Linked DNA regions of Homo sapiens: region 1 is linked to region 2. Evidence: read pairs that join two places in POLR2A ChIA-PET (ENCODE). Cell type or tissue: Panc1. All regions are shown on one strand. Each heading gives the region's core, and the rest is flanking DNA. Links, peaks and the distances in the headings are about the cores only.

Region 1 (7,223 bases), core at 1,032-6,031, 1.3 Mb before region 2:
CATATTATGACCCCAGCGCCTATGCACCAACCATGGCGCTTTCCTGCCATCATCTTGGTCTGCATGTGTGCTGGGGAGACAGATAACTCCTGCCCTCTGGGAGCTGGGGCATGAGATCCACTGGGCAACCGCATGGCAGCAGCTCAAGGGGGAGTCTGAGAAGGGCACGGCAGGGGCACTGCATCCATTTGGCACCTGGCTGCAGCTCTGCTGCAGGCTCAGCCCTGTATACTGGGTAGGGTTGGAGTGTTGACTGGACAGCGCTGGGCCTGGCACTCAGGGTGTCCCCAGACCTTTCACATGACCTTGGGGTTGGAGGGTGGAGGGCACAAGAAGGCTGATATTAGGGAAGGCCTGGGCAGCTCTGGGCAGCCTTTCTGAGCTCAGTAAGGGCCTTAATGTCAGCCTCAAAATTCTGACTTTATGCAAGGTGATGGGGGAAGCCAGGGAGGGCTGGAAAGGGCTCAGGGATTCAGAAGCAGGAAGATGGTCCCCAGCAGGGGTGAGATGCTGAGAGGGTCACAGATCCAGAGATGGTTAAGGGGGCCTAATCAACTGTTGGATGTGGGGGTCAGGGAAAGTGAGGTGTCAAGGATGACCTAGGCATCTCCCCGCAGCCCTCTGGGGGCTTGGATGCCCAGCTTTGCTGAACCAGCAGCTGCCTGCATCAATATGAATTGACCCAGAGCCCAGGGAGCACTGCTCCCCTCCCCCAGGAAGCCCTATCTTGTGGGAGGGCACTGCAGGCCAGCAGGCCACCACCAACTCCGCTCTGTCCCCCTGCTGACCTTTCTCCTTTGTCAGCAGTGCACTCCATCAATGCACCGGAAGGGCCAGTGCGATCCCTCCCAACTGCTCAGGCCAGGGCTGGGGGCAGGGGCTCGCTCTGCCCTCCCTCTTTCAAGGAAGAGGTTTCCTGAACGTCTCCAGAAAGCTGGGAGCAAAGCCACTAAAGCCCTCAGTGCAAATAGGGAGACTGAGGCCTGGTGAGGGGCAGCTCAGAGTCCACCAGACAACTGCAGTCACAGCCTTGAGCAAAGAGCCCACCAGGCATGAGTCATGCCCCTCCTGCTGGCAGAGGGGAGGGAAGAGAGGAAGCCAGAGAGGAGACTGGAGCCAGGCCCTGGGGGATGGGCAGGCACAATCTGGCTGGGGGAGGGGCCTATGAGGTGTGGGAAGGGGCCGAGCGACTGCACCAGCAAGCCCCTGCGCCAAGAAGAGGATCCTGTGGGCTTCAGAGTGGGGCCAGTGGACTCAGGCAGGCCTTGGGTGGTCAACCATCCTGGTTTGCCCACAAGTGACAGGTTTCTGGGACACAGAATTTTCCATGCTAAAACCAGGACGGTCCCAGGCAATCTGGACGGCCACCCTAGTGGGGCTGATGCTGAACTCTGGTTTTCAGTTCAACTACTCTCTGTGTCTCAGTTTCCTCATCTGGAACTCAGAGCTTATAACAGTACCTTGTGTATGGTTGCTGGGAGGTGGGGGAGAGTGACATTAAATAATGTACTTAAAGTGCTTAGCATCCGGCACAGCATCTGATAAAAACCATTAAACAAACGGCAGGTGGCTGCTGTTATTACTCCCAACTGCTAGACTATTCTTACTACTATGAGTACCAGCTAACACATACCAAGTGTTACCCTGCACCAGACTTTCTAAGTACTGTGCATATGTTGCTAATCTAATCCTTACAATACTTAACGGGGAAGGAAGTATTATCATCCCCATTTTCAGATGAGGAAATTGAGGTGTGGATGGGTTAAGCACGCCCAGGCTCTCACACCTGCCAAGCATAGAGCACTGAAAACTACTTTTTCCACTGGAATGATCCCAAAGCCCGGGAGATGCTGGCCAATGTCAAAATGATTATGGTCACACTGACCCAGGGCAAGAACTGGACAAACACACAGGCCACTCTGGAGGTGCCCTGGGGATTGGCAAGCATACCCTGTTTTCAGGGAGACTGAGTCCCTAATCCTTAGCCTGGGTCTTCAAGACCTTCCCCTTCTGGTCCAATCAATCTAATTTATTGAGTTCCAGGGTCTATTTACACAGCAAGAGAAAGGAACGCCCCATGATGTACACACGCCTCCTCCTGGCCCCAGGGGCTCCACTCTTGATCAGGCATGTTTTGCCCACTGCGATTCATTCTGCAACAACACTGCAAAGGTCAGATTCATGCCCATTTCTGAGATGAGAAAAGAGAGGCTTGGAAATGTGCTATGGTCACACAGCTGGATTTAAACTTGTCCAGCTCCGAAGCCTGGGCTCCTCTTGGTTGCTGGTATGACAAAATGAACAGCATGAGGGCAGAGGGCCACACCGCATATGTCTGGGTCGAGTATGGTGCAGGGAGAGGTGAGTACTAGAAAACTCCAAGGAGGGCAGAGCCCCCTCTCTTAGAGCAGGGGAAACTCTGGCAGCTCAAAGAAGGCACCCAAGCACCTAGGGGTGGAGTAGTCAACCTGGACAGGTACTGCACCCAGGGAGAAAAGGGGGAGGGAGACCTGAGGCAGAAGACCATCACCCTGCTGCCTGGAGGGGAGGGAGGTCTTGCAGAGACCCCTCTTTAGACTCAGAAGCTGAGCATGCAATGCCTCCTGTCCCAATCCCTAGGAAGTTCTCAGCGCAAGGAACTGCATGCTTGCAAAGCAATTAGCTTCCAGCACCCAGGAAAAAGGTAGCTGAGGGGGCAGGCAGGCGCTGGCTGAGCAGTGGCCCTGGGAAGCTGGGCCCTGTTATTTTTAGCATCTCAATTCAAGAGGGAGGAGGCCCTCCTTCCCACCAGGTAAATGTCAGCGCCACTGGCAGCCCCAGCCAATTAAAGCAGCTGGAGCCAAAGAGGGAAGACAGAGACTGGTGGCCTCTCCTGCTGGCCCCCAGCAGCTCCTGCAAAGGGCCTGCTCCTGACTCACCTCCTGCATGGCCCTGAACAGGAAACACTGGCTCGGTCTAAAAAGGCTGAGCAGGGGCCTGGTTGGAGTCCTGGCTGGGCCGTGTGACCCTGGTCAAGTCTCATGCCTTCTCTTCTCTGACTCCAGTTCCCCCTCTGGAAAACGCCACCCACCTCCCCACCCCGCCCCAGCCCACTTGATATTATGAGGGTGACATGAGTCAGGGGTTGTGAGGATAAGAGAAGCTTGCCACCCCCTGCTGTGGGGTGGCTGCTTTATTATTCCAGAAAAGAATGGGCTTCCCGAGCAGGAACCTGGGCCATCTGACGGGGCCTGAGCTGGCTGCTGTGCAAACTGCTGGGGGAATTTGCGCAATCCCGGGGACTTGTAGTCCAAGGAGCCCATGGCTGGCGCTCTGCTGATAGGAGAGGCATGAGAGAGAGGCCGCTGCAGGTCAGTGGAGGCTCTGCAAACACAGACCGGCCGAGCCCAGGGCTATGGGGAGGAGCCACACCTGGAGAGGGCACCAGGCACCCAGAGCGCCGGCAGCATGCCTGGCACTGGCATGGCATTTCCTCTGCATCAGGGTATCAGTCAGCTGCAGCCTTGGGAAGGAATAAATATTGTCCCCTCCCTGTCCCCAGCAGGAGGGAAGGAGGCAGAAGGAGGAAAGAAGGAGTTGGTCACAGCAAAGAGAAGGGAGGCGCATCTCTCATTTTATCCTGGGACCCAGGTCCTTAGTCTGTAGTGGGGGCTGCCCCAGGGACCTAATCCCTCATCCTCTCAGGTTGGTCCAGCCTGGCAAACCCCAGAAATCTTAGGTCAGCTCTCCTCCACTGGGGAGAAGCCTTGGGTCCAGCAGCAGCCTTCTGGGCCAACTGCCCCCGAGGTGCTGGGGAAGCCCATACTTCCCTCAGCTCATATCCCCAGCATCAGCTCAAAGCCTCCAGAAGCGGACTCTTCCACTGAGGCACTTCCCTGCTGTGGCTCCCCAGGTGCCTGAAGCTCAGAGGAGATAAAAGGGAAACTGAGGCACAAAAGTGGGGCAGTGATCTACTCAGGGGCATTTAGCAAGTTAAAAGCAAAATATAACCTTCTTTCCTTCTGCCGTCTCCAACCCCCCGGGGGCACCTCCAGCCTCATTTCTTTCCCTGAGCAGTCCTAGCCTCCACAAAGCCCCCATTATCTGCCCCAGTGTGGCTGCCACAGGGTCTTGGCCCAGCTGTTCCCTTTGCGTGGAATGCTTTCAGTTTGGTTCACAGTCTGGTCATTCTTTGGGGCTCAGCTGGCACTCACCTCCTCCAGGAAGCTCTCCCTGACCCCTGAGGCCTTCAGAGCCCCTAGACCCTGGCCCTAGGTAATGCCATGCTGCCTGTGGTCAGCAGCCTCCCAGATGGTTGAGCCTGCTGGACACTCTGCTAAGCCTTGGCAGAGGGGGCTGATGAGGGGAAGGGCAGCCCCTGGTTTCCTGAGTCCACTTTATTTCTTCACTCCCTTGCCCCTTATAAGCCTCACACTAGGCCCTGACTCTGAGGCGTTGCCCCTAGCCCTGACCATTGGGCCTACAAATCCCGGCCTCACTGGGGCTCTCTGGGTAAATGGATGACAGGATAAGCCCTTGCTTGTGGTGGCGAACCTCTCACAGCAGGAGGCAGAACACAAATGCGGCTCCACGGAGCCAGGTCTGCGGGTTCCCGTGCAGCTCTCAGTCCCAGTTCTGGGTGGCTCTCCACAGGTCCCCAGAGCTTCCTTGGCCCTTCAGGGTCAGTCCTGCCTTTCTGCAGATAGAAGGCTCCTATCGCTGCTGCTGGTCCCTGCCCCTGCCAGCCTCTGCACCCCCATGTAGCCTACACAGTTTAGTGTGGCCCTGCACTCAGCTGATAGCCTGAAGCGCCATGTTGGCTACCTTGGGGCATGCCCTCCTATCTCTGGGCCTCAGTTTCCTCATCTGTGCCATGAGTGGGGTGGGTAAAATGATTTCTAAAGACCACTCCTCCCAACACGAGAGAGAGGCTGTGGTTTTGTTTTTATTCCAATAAAGATGTCACGCTTGTGGCCCCACCCAGTGTCTATTACTTGCTGCAAGGTCGCTGAGGCTTCAGACCTAGGAACACAGGCACGGCCAAGGCTGTCCTCTGCCCCAATGTGTGGCCTGGGTGTGTGGCTCATGAACCAGAAAGAGACAAACTCCAGAGCTCAAAAAGAGCCAGTGGGGCAAACATCAGTGGGAGGGAGAAGCGCCCTCAGTAAGTAACACCCAGGAAACTCTTTACAACCTTACACTCCTACCAGAGTGAGCACACACCATCCATGAAGCATGTCCAGGACCCTGGGACGGCCAGAGGGAGACCCAGACCTACCTCTCTTGGGAAAGATGCTGCCTACCTGCTCTAGCCTCTGTACCCACCATGAGGAATGCTGTGTGCCCCCGGGCTGGTCTCTGAGCCTCTCTGATCCCACTGTGTCACTGAGCAACGCCTGCCCCAAGCTCTGAGCTGAGGTCAGGCCCATGGCAGATGGGGTTGGGGGAGGTGTGCAGATTGTGGCACCTGGCTCCATCGTCGGTCGCTTTATCTTGCAGCATTTGAGAAGACTGGCTTTCCCTTTTGGTAGAAAGCCCCAGCGCCTGGTCCAGCAGAGGTGCCTGGGTTGCTGAAGAGGCCGTGGTGGAGCATGAAGGTCCGGCCAGTGGACAAGCCTCCAACCTTGCTCTTCCTGCTGCCACAGTTCCTGGGTGAACTAAGTCTTAGACTGGACCACACCTCACCCTTGCCCTAGCTTGCAAGCTGAGGCCAGCCCTCCTAGCTCTCACAAAGGAGGTGCCACTGCCCTGCAGTCTCTTTTAGCTCCCCACTCCCTGCAGGTTCATGGCCAAACTCTGTGGCCTAGCATTCAAGGCCCTCAGGGGCTGCCTCAGCTGTGGCTGAATGAATCTTCCTCCCCAGCCGGACTGCCCTGACCCATGCCACCCAGTTGTGCAGAGACCCCAGGAAGACCCTACTCTTCCACTCTGTATAGGAACCCCACTCCCCTTACCCCTCCACCAGGAAGTCTTCTCTGGCTGCCTCCTACAGCATGAGGAAAGAGCTGCACCTACCTAGCAACCCTGCACTGGAGACTGTGACCTCTACTCAGAACTCCGGACCTGGAGCTGTGCTCTCCCAGCTCAACTGAAGATTCACTATTGGATACCAGGGCCTAGCACGGTGCAGGAGCACAAGGAAGTGTTCAACACCAAGCTGGCTGATGGACAAAATGGATCACCCAGCAAACAAGCAAGTATCTGTGACAGGCAGTTTGTTGTGGTAGGGAAAACACATATTATGGTGTCAGATAAAACTGGGCTGAGTCCTAGCTCCACTATAACCTGTGTGACCTTGGCTAAGTTTCTTAACCTCTCTGTGCTTTGAGTTTTCTCATTTGTACAACAGGATAGTCCCAACTTCAATGGGTTGTTGACACCCTTGAAGACTGCAGTTTGTAATCCCTGACCTACCCCAATCCTCTGATTTTACAGACCAATAAACAGCTGCTCAGAGAGGGGCAGCAACTTGTCCAAGGTCACACAGCAGTTCTTAATGGGACTGAGGCTTGAACACAAGTCCTGCTCAGAGGGCCCACCAGGACAGCAGTCCCACCCTCCTGACCTAGAGGGGCATCCTACCTTGGGCAGGAATAAGCAGTGAGCTGCAAACGATTCCCAGATCCAGGCTTGGGTGGGGGTTGTGGAGTCATAGCAGGCTGCAGAGGCTGGGGTGGAGGGCCTGGGCTGCAGGCCACAGATTTCACGCAGTGGGAGGAGAGGTGTGCATTCTCAGCTGGCGCTGAAGATTGACAGGCATGCCATATGCGGACCCTGGAATCCCAGCTCCGTGTGGCCACGGGCTGGGCCCTGGCCAGGCCTGCTGTGAGCTGGGCTTGGCATTCAAGGTCTTCATGGCCAGCCCCAAACCGCCTATGTAACCCTGGAAGTCTGCTGACTGACAACTTAGGGTGTGCATGCCGGCAGCCTAAAGCCACACACCAGGGGCTGGAGGGGCTGGCGAGGAGAGTGCAGCCCTCACCCCAGGTGGCTGCCCACAGAGCTCTGAGCAACAGCTGTTTGGGATTGCCTCATATGAAATCCAAATCCAGCCCAACCCCAATCCCTGATCTCCCTCTCCACCTTCTCTTAAAAGACCGCACAACCATGCTGCTCAGTGGAGGAAACCCTCCTGTGTGGCCACAGCCCTGGAGTCCACCCCCTACTCACTCCCGCTACTGCCACCTCCACTCTTCATGCTAGAAAGTGCCAGAAAGCACTAACCATGCTCCAGGCATGGCTGT
Region 2 (7,223 bases), core at 688-5,687:
CACTGCACCCGGCTGTGTTCAGTTTCTTTACTTGTGTGGTCGACTCTCCCATCTCACTACCCACTTCTCCTCTGTCTTCTTGGTTGATTTCTCTTCTCTTCCCTTAGCCCCTGCATGCTCAGGTTCATTCCTTGGACCTCTCCACTGCCCTTGCTGTCTGTACTCCTTCCTTGGGTGATTTTATCAAGGCTCATCACTTTAAATACTAAGCATATGCTGACAATTCTCAGATTACATCTCTAGCCATGACCTTGTCAGTGAACTTGAGGCCTGTACATCCATCTGCCTGCCTGACACCTCCCTTGTGTGTCTGTAGGCACCTCACGCATGACCAGGCCCCGCGGGAACTCATGATTCCCCAACTCCCTCCCCCATCTGTTTTTCCTGCAGGCTTCCCCCTTTCAGCAAGGACCAACATCATCCTTCCAGTTTCCAGGCCAAGAACCCTGGAGTCATCCTTGACTTTTCTTTCTTTCCTATTCCACATTGGGCCTATGAGCAGATCCTTTCAGCTCTGCTCCAAGCCAAATGTGGAATAGGAAAGAAAGAAAAGCTCCAAAATATCCCTCAAATCCAGCTACTTCTCACCAACACCATTCTTGTCACTCTGGTCCAGACCCCCAGCATTGCTCCCCTGGACTTGCGAGTTTGCTGTCTGACTTGTTTCTATGCTTCCCTGCTTGTGGACAACATTCAACAAATCATCTAATGAGCCTAAGTAGATGTAAGTCAGATCATGGCTTTCCTCTACTCAGAACCTTCCAGAGTTTTCCCGTCTCACTCTGAATAAAGCCCTGCATCCTCTGTGTGGCCCATAAGGTTCTGCCTGGAGCTGTCCTATTGCCCCTGTGACCTCATCTGCATCCTCCTCCAGGTCCCTCCACCCACAGCAGACAGGTCTCCCCGCATGGGGTGGCCCCAGGGCCTTTGCACTTGCTATTCCCTCCTCTGGCACTCCACGCTTCCTCTAGGTCTCTGGGGAAAGATGACCTGCCCAGAGAGACCCCTGCCACCGCTGTACAATAGCCACATCTCCTCTCCACCCCCACCACCTACCATTTAACTCTGCAACATTTTTCTTCATAGCACTTACTACCCAATACAGTTTATGTTTGTTTATTTCTCCCCCGCCCCTGTCACCCTGTTCATGTGAGCTCCATGAGGGCAGGGATTTGTCCATCTTGCTTCCTGCTGCATCCCAGTACTTCACCCAGCATTAACCCAGCGTTTGGCGAATGAGTGGGCCTTGTGTTTCCGGGGACAGACATGCCCACCAATGCGTAGCATCTTTTACAGGGCACTGACTGATGTCTGTATGTAGGTGGTGGGAGCCAGGACTGGATGAGTGGAGGTGCAAGCCTGGTATGATTCCAGGCACACTGTGAGCGCTCTGGTTTTTTCTTTGTGAACCAGAGAACCAGAAATCATAAGGGATGCTGGGGATGGCTTGGAATTGCCATGGCCACGTGGAATGGTGGGAGGGGAGAGGAAGCCTCCTTATCCACAGGCATAGATAGAGCTGTATTCAGGTATTGAGAGGCGACACTCATGGCTGGGTTGAGGGGGAAGCATTAGCTCCTGAGGGAGATGGTGATGGGAAGTATACAGAGTACTCAATGCAGAGCTTCTAACCAGCAAAACACTCCAGAAGTCAAGGGAAGGCTGCGTGACTGTCCTCCAGGTCCCTTCCATAGCATCTGCTGTCTGTGTACACTGCAGAGGCCACCCCATGCCCTGCCTTCCTTAGGAGCCTGTGAGACGGTAACAGTAACGAGAGCTGGTGTTTGTGGATCGCTTGCTGTGCGCCTGGCTCTGTTCTAAGGGCTTTCCCTCTCGTTGCTCATTCTGTTCTCATCACCTACTATTCTTCCTATTTTATAAATGAGGAAATGCACAGAAAGTAGAAGCAACTTATTTGAGGTCACACAGCTGGTGAGTGGCAGGCCTGAGCCAGCCGGTCTGACGCAGAGCCTGCCTTGCTACAGTTGCCCTGGGAGGGTGGAGGGCAGTGTACTCTGCAAGGTATGCGCTCCATCCTGTGTGGGAGGGAGGCAGCCTCTTCTCCATTTACTGACTAGTGGAAATTGAGCACCGGGCCAGAGCAGGAGGGAGCCGGGGGTGCCCGGTGCCTTTCAGAGAGCTGCTTCCTGCCTGTTGTGACTTCTGGGGCTTATCAGAAGTTTATTCTAGGGCAGACATGGCCCCCGGGGGATGTCCGGCTGGAGCATAATGGAGGCTTGGCTGCCTCTTGGGTGCCCCTGCTGCTCAGATTTCCTGTCTGGGTTTGGTGTGACATGTGCTGTCAGGGTGGCGGGGCAGAGGCGCTGCTCCACTCCTTCACACCTCGCCTTGTGGGTGCTGTCAGGCTTGGCTATGTTCGTTGTCCCCCCTCCACCCCCACCTTCCAGGGCATAGCACGATGGCCCCATCCTCCTCCTTAATCAGACCCTCTTTGGGCCTCCTCCTGTGCCTTTTAGGTGCAGAACTGTCTTAGTCTGGCCAGAAGTGACAGCAGGGAGCAGGGCTTGGTTTTGGTGATGGAAAGCAGGAACCGAGAGGTGGTCCCACCTGGTGTCAGGTTTGATGGTCTTAGGTCCTCCCACTGCCTTCCCTCCCTCCCTGCTCCCATCCCCAACCTGCAGCCCGGCAGCTCTGAAGGGAGGCAGAACAAAGAGGGTGGCTTTCATCAGACACAGGCTTTGTGCTCATCCCAAAGCCTCCAGGAGCCTTTGCTTCGCTGATGAAGACAAGCAGGCTATCCAACTGTGGACTCTTTTCATCCCTCGAAATTCAACAAACTTCCATCTTTCCTTTATGTGCTAGTTTTATTTTATTTTTTTTTAGTCCCTGTCACTTGCCACTTAAAAGAGGAAAAAAAAAAAAGTAAAGAAAAAGACCAAAACCAGTCCTGTAGTTAGCGAGTGAAGGGTCTTGCATGGTACTGAATGATTTAATTCTGGGGTGCACATGTTTTGTTTTCCCTCTCTTTACATATTTTTGCCTTGGGGCATTTTGGGTGGGGAAGGGAGGGGAGTCACAGATGGCAAAATTGATACGAGAGTTTTCTCAGGTTCAGGCAATTTAGTTCATTATTTTATAAATGGCCTCAAAAGTCCAGTGGGAAGGGGTTAGGGAATGTGTTAAGGAATGGACACAAAAGCCAGGTGTGGTGGCGCACACCTGTAATCCCAGCACTTTGGGAGGCTGAGGCGAGCAGATTGCTTGAGCCTAGAAGTTTGAGACCAGCCTGGGCAACAAAGAGAGACCCTGTCTCTATTTATTTTAAAATATAAAGTTTAAAAAAAAAAAAAAGAATGGACAGAGAGCTCGGCAGCCATCATCTTCCTTCCTGCCACCCCACACAGATCTCACTGCATACCTGAGGTTAAATCTCCAATTATCTGGGCAATGCCCCTTCCCCTTTACTTTTTTTTTTTCCTTCCTTCCTTCCCTTCCTTCCCTCCCTCCCTCCCTCCCTTCCTTCCTTCCTTCCTTCCTTCCTCTTAGAAAAAAAAGATGGGATTGGCTGGGTGTGGTGGCTCATGCCTGTAATTCCAGCATTTTGGGGTGGATCACCTGAAGTCAGGAGTTCGAGACCGGCCTGGCCAACGTGGTGAAACCCCGTCTTTACTAAAAAATACAAAATAGCCAGGCATGGTGGTGCATGCCTGTAGTCCCAGCTACTCAGGAGGCTGAGGCTCGAGAATAGCTTGAACCTGGGAGGTGGAGGTTACAGTGAGCTAAGATTGTGCCACTGCACTCCAGCCTGGGCAACAGAGTGAGACTCTCTTTCAAAAAAAAAAAAAAAAAAAGAGAGATGGGGTCTTGCTATATTGCCCAGGCTGGTCTTGAACTCCTGACCTAAGTGATCCTCCTGCTTCAGCCTCCCAAAGTGCTGGGATTACAGGCATGAGCCACCTCACCTGGCCACCTTTACCTTTTAAAGATAGGTGAGCAGTTCTTATAACGACCAGAAATAGGGGGAATCCACATCATTATGATTTTTTTTTTTTTTAGCGCAGTGATGCTGCTTGTTCCAAAACTTGGTGGAAAATACTATAGCATTATCTCAGTTGAGGAAAACAAATATTAAATCTTAACTTACAAACCAAGAGTAGGATTTTCCCACCCTCGGGTGGCATATAAGGCGCATCAGCAGGACTTCCTTGATGACATGCCAGTGTCTGTGGTTGCTCCATTCCAGGGCCATGGTCAACCTATACCTCCCTGAAATACTGGGCCTTGTCCGCTTCCCAGTTTGGGTTTCAGTGTCTGTAGCCTTGGGCCGTGCTTTTAAAGGGTAGGAGGCCGAGCCCCTAGGGAGGGGCTGGGGCTGCCCTGAGTGTAGTTTTTTCTTTTCTTTTTTTTTTCCCTGCCACCTTTCTTCCCTCCTGAGAACTGAGCATGGTTCTGCAAGCAGGCTTCCTAGTAGCCTAATAGTAGGATATGAGCCCTCTGTCCCCCCAGCATCCCAGGAGGTCTTTAAAACAGAGAAGGTGGGCTCTGCCAAAGGTGATAGCACTCCGCAACTTTCACGGTCACCTCCTTCCTCATCTCTGCAGTTCACAGAATTGAGTGGCTCTTGAGTGCAGGCTTGCCCACACACTGCGACTCCCCTCTGCAGGCAGCACAGGCATGGGTATGGAATGGGGGCCATGAAGCCACAGCTCCTTCTCTTTCTTCCCACTTGGGTGGAAGTGGCTCAGCTCAGAATGCCTATTGAGTGTTGTCTCGGTGTGGGGAGGTGGGCAGGGAGGAGGTGAGCCCATTCCCAGGGAATAGAGGCTGGGGGGCCTTGGCCCAAGCCAGCCCTGCTCTGAGACTTCTTACCCTTCCAGAGAAATGGGTTCCGCCTGTTGTCTCCTGCAAGCTGATCGGGCTTCTCATGTGCTTATCCAAGGCCACCACCTTTCAGGGCCAGCTCCAGGCCCCTGCCTCCATGAAGTCCTCTCTGACTGCTCTTCCCTGTGGAGCCGGGCAGCAGTATTGTGTGTAGGATTTGAGAGCACAGGCGCTGGGGTAGACTGCCTGGGTTTGTATCCTGTTTGTGCTCTTAGTAGCCCTAGCACGACCTTCAGCAAATTAATTTTTCTAACTCTTAGTTTCTTCCTCTGTGAAATGGGACTAATAATGACAACCTTTGGGTTGTTATGGAAATTAATGGAGGCAATACATGCAAAGTGCTTAGCACAGTCCCAGTACTTAGTAGTGCTTAGTACCTATTAGCTGCTATTATTTTTCTTGAGAGTGCCATATACAGTGCAGCAGTTTGCTTGTAGATTGTGTGACTTGTCACTCTAGTACAGCTTTCCATGTAGGTAATTGAGGAATTGAACAGCAGAGTTGGAAGGGCCCTCTGCAGGTCTGGACTGACCATAATAACACCAGCTAACACTTAGAGTACCGGCTATGCGAGGTACTGTTTCAGTCACTTTTCACAAACAGGCAGAATATCCCTTATCTGAAATCCTTGGAACCAGAAGTGTTTTTGGGGTTTGGATTTCTCTAGATTCTGGAATATTTGCATATACATAATGAGATATCTTGGGGATAGGACCCAAGTCTAGATGTGAAACGTATTCTCATTTCATATACACCTTATATACACATAGCCTGAAGATAATTTTGTTTTTCCTTTGAGGAAGCAGAATAAACTGTATCCTGCGCCTGCATTTTGACTGGCCCATCACATGAGGTCAGGTGTGGAATTTTCTGCTGTGGTGTCATGTTGGTGCTCAAAAAGTTTCAGATTTTGGAGATTTTTGGATTAGGGATACTCAACCTGCATTAAATCAGTTTATCCTCAAACAGCTCTAAGAGATAAGCACTTCTATCATCCCATTTTACTGATAAGTATGTGGAAGCACAGAGAGGCAGAGTGACTTACCTAACAGCACACAGCTCATAAGGGGCTGGGCTGGGAGTTAACTCCAAGCAGTTTGGCCCCAGCTGTGCTGCAATCATTATTGTTTGGCTCAGAGAGAAGGGCCTTCTTCTGAAGGCTACTCACAGCAGATGAGTAACCTCCAGGCTCTTGAGCCCCTGGCTTGCCATTCTTTCTCCCGAACCTGGCCCAGTGCCATGCTAGGCGGGGGGCACGTGTTGGAAACCTGGCTGACACGTGTGAGTCCGGGAGCGATTGGGCACCTTCGGTCATTCTGCTGTGGTTCGTCAGGCTGTGGTTCCTCAGTGTGAGCTGGAGGAGGGCGGCAGGATGTGGCAGGTGCCCTGAAAGTGACTGTCCTCCTGGGGCCCAGGCAGCACTTCCTGCTCTGTCTTCAGGGACCCCAGAGCTCCAGAGAGTAGCAGCTTGGTGTCTCCCTCTCCTTTCCCTGGGGATTGAGGTAGGGGGTGCTGGCCTCCCTGTGACCGTGAGCCGTCAGCTCTCTGCCTTTCTGCCTGGGCCCTTCTGGAGGACAGGGAGAACTCTGTGTGCTGGTTCAAGGCTGGAACAAGTTCCTTCAGCCACTGTGAGCTTCACGAAGAGGAAGCGTGAGTCACCAGGGCCTTTACAAGCTCCAGGTGAATGGAAGGGGTGTGTTGGGGGCGTGCTTCCATCTCTCTTGGGCCTCATGGTCTATGGGAGGGGGCCTGGGAGGGCTGGGGCATTCCATTATTGTTCGGGTGGTTTTTCCTGGAATTTCTTTTGAAGTGGTCTTCGTGACCCAGTGGCACTGAGTCACGGGGTAAACAGAATTATCAGGGGCTGGGCTCTTGGAAAGGACACAGACAGTGCCCGTGGGCCAGTCCCAGAGGGTCACCAGGCTGGCTTCCTCCCAGTGGCTTCCTTCCACCTCTCCCAGGGTTTTGGCTGCAGCTTCCATGTGCATCCCACCTGTGGACTCCAGCTCTGGGCCAGTGTGTAGAGCATGTGCCCTGGGGGCTTGTGAGAAATGCATTCTGAAACCCCACCCTCATCTGCTGAATAAGAGTTTACGTTGCCCAGGTAGTTCCTTTGATAGTAAAGAATCTCCTTATATCACGCTCTGGCCCACATGTCCACGTCTAAACTTGGCCTCAAGCTCCCCTTTTCTGGAAATGTTTCCACATCATCCAACTTTCTCTGGATCTCATCAGCACCTCTGCATGGTACTTGGTAGCTTGCACAAGTTTGTGGTTGGTGCCCTCCTCTCGTGTGTGTGTGTGTGTGTGTGCACACACACACACACACATCAGGAGGCTGATCCTACAGTCCCCCTTAGCCCTGGGCACTCTGTGAGGTA

The links. ChIA-PET counts read pairs that join two places held together with the same protein. Peaks named below come from ENCODE experiments on the same cell type or tissue, not always from the same donor. Only the 100,000 strongest peaks of a DNase experiment are listed, where the experiment ranks them.
Region 1: POLR2A ChIA-PET joins it to region 2 with 6 read pairs; 2 of 35 experiments call an interaction of 5 or more read pairs at or near these places.

What each region holds. Positions count from the first base shown.
Region 1 is chr10:79,123,427-79,130,649 of GRCh38, reverse strand. The region is part of intron 2 of ZMIZ1 (zinc finger MIZ-type containing 1); the gene reads right to left. Among named protein-coding and RNA genes, the nearest start is that of ZMIZ1, 58 kb to the right of the region's middle. RefSeq lists enhancers at 904-1,198, 599-1,240, 3,475-3,993. In Panc1, for the core only: no CTCF peak of the experiment used is centred there; no DNase peak of the experiment used is centred there; H3K27ac peaks cover 2,768 bases.
Region 2 is chr10:77,872,963-77,880,185 of GRCh38, reverse strand. All of the region lies in intron 1 of DLG5 (discs large MAGUK scaffold protein 5), which reads left to right. Among named protein-coding and RNA genes, the nearest start is that of DLG5, 50 kb to the left of the region's middle. RefSeq lists an enhancer at 1,442-2,381 and a silencer at 2,461-2,755. In Panc1, for the core only: no CTCF peak of the experiment used is centred there; no DNase peak of the experiment used is centred there.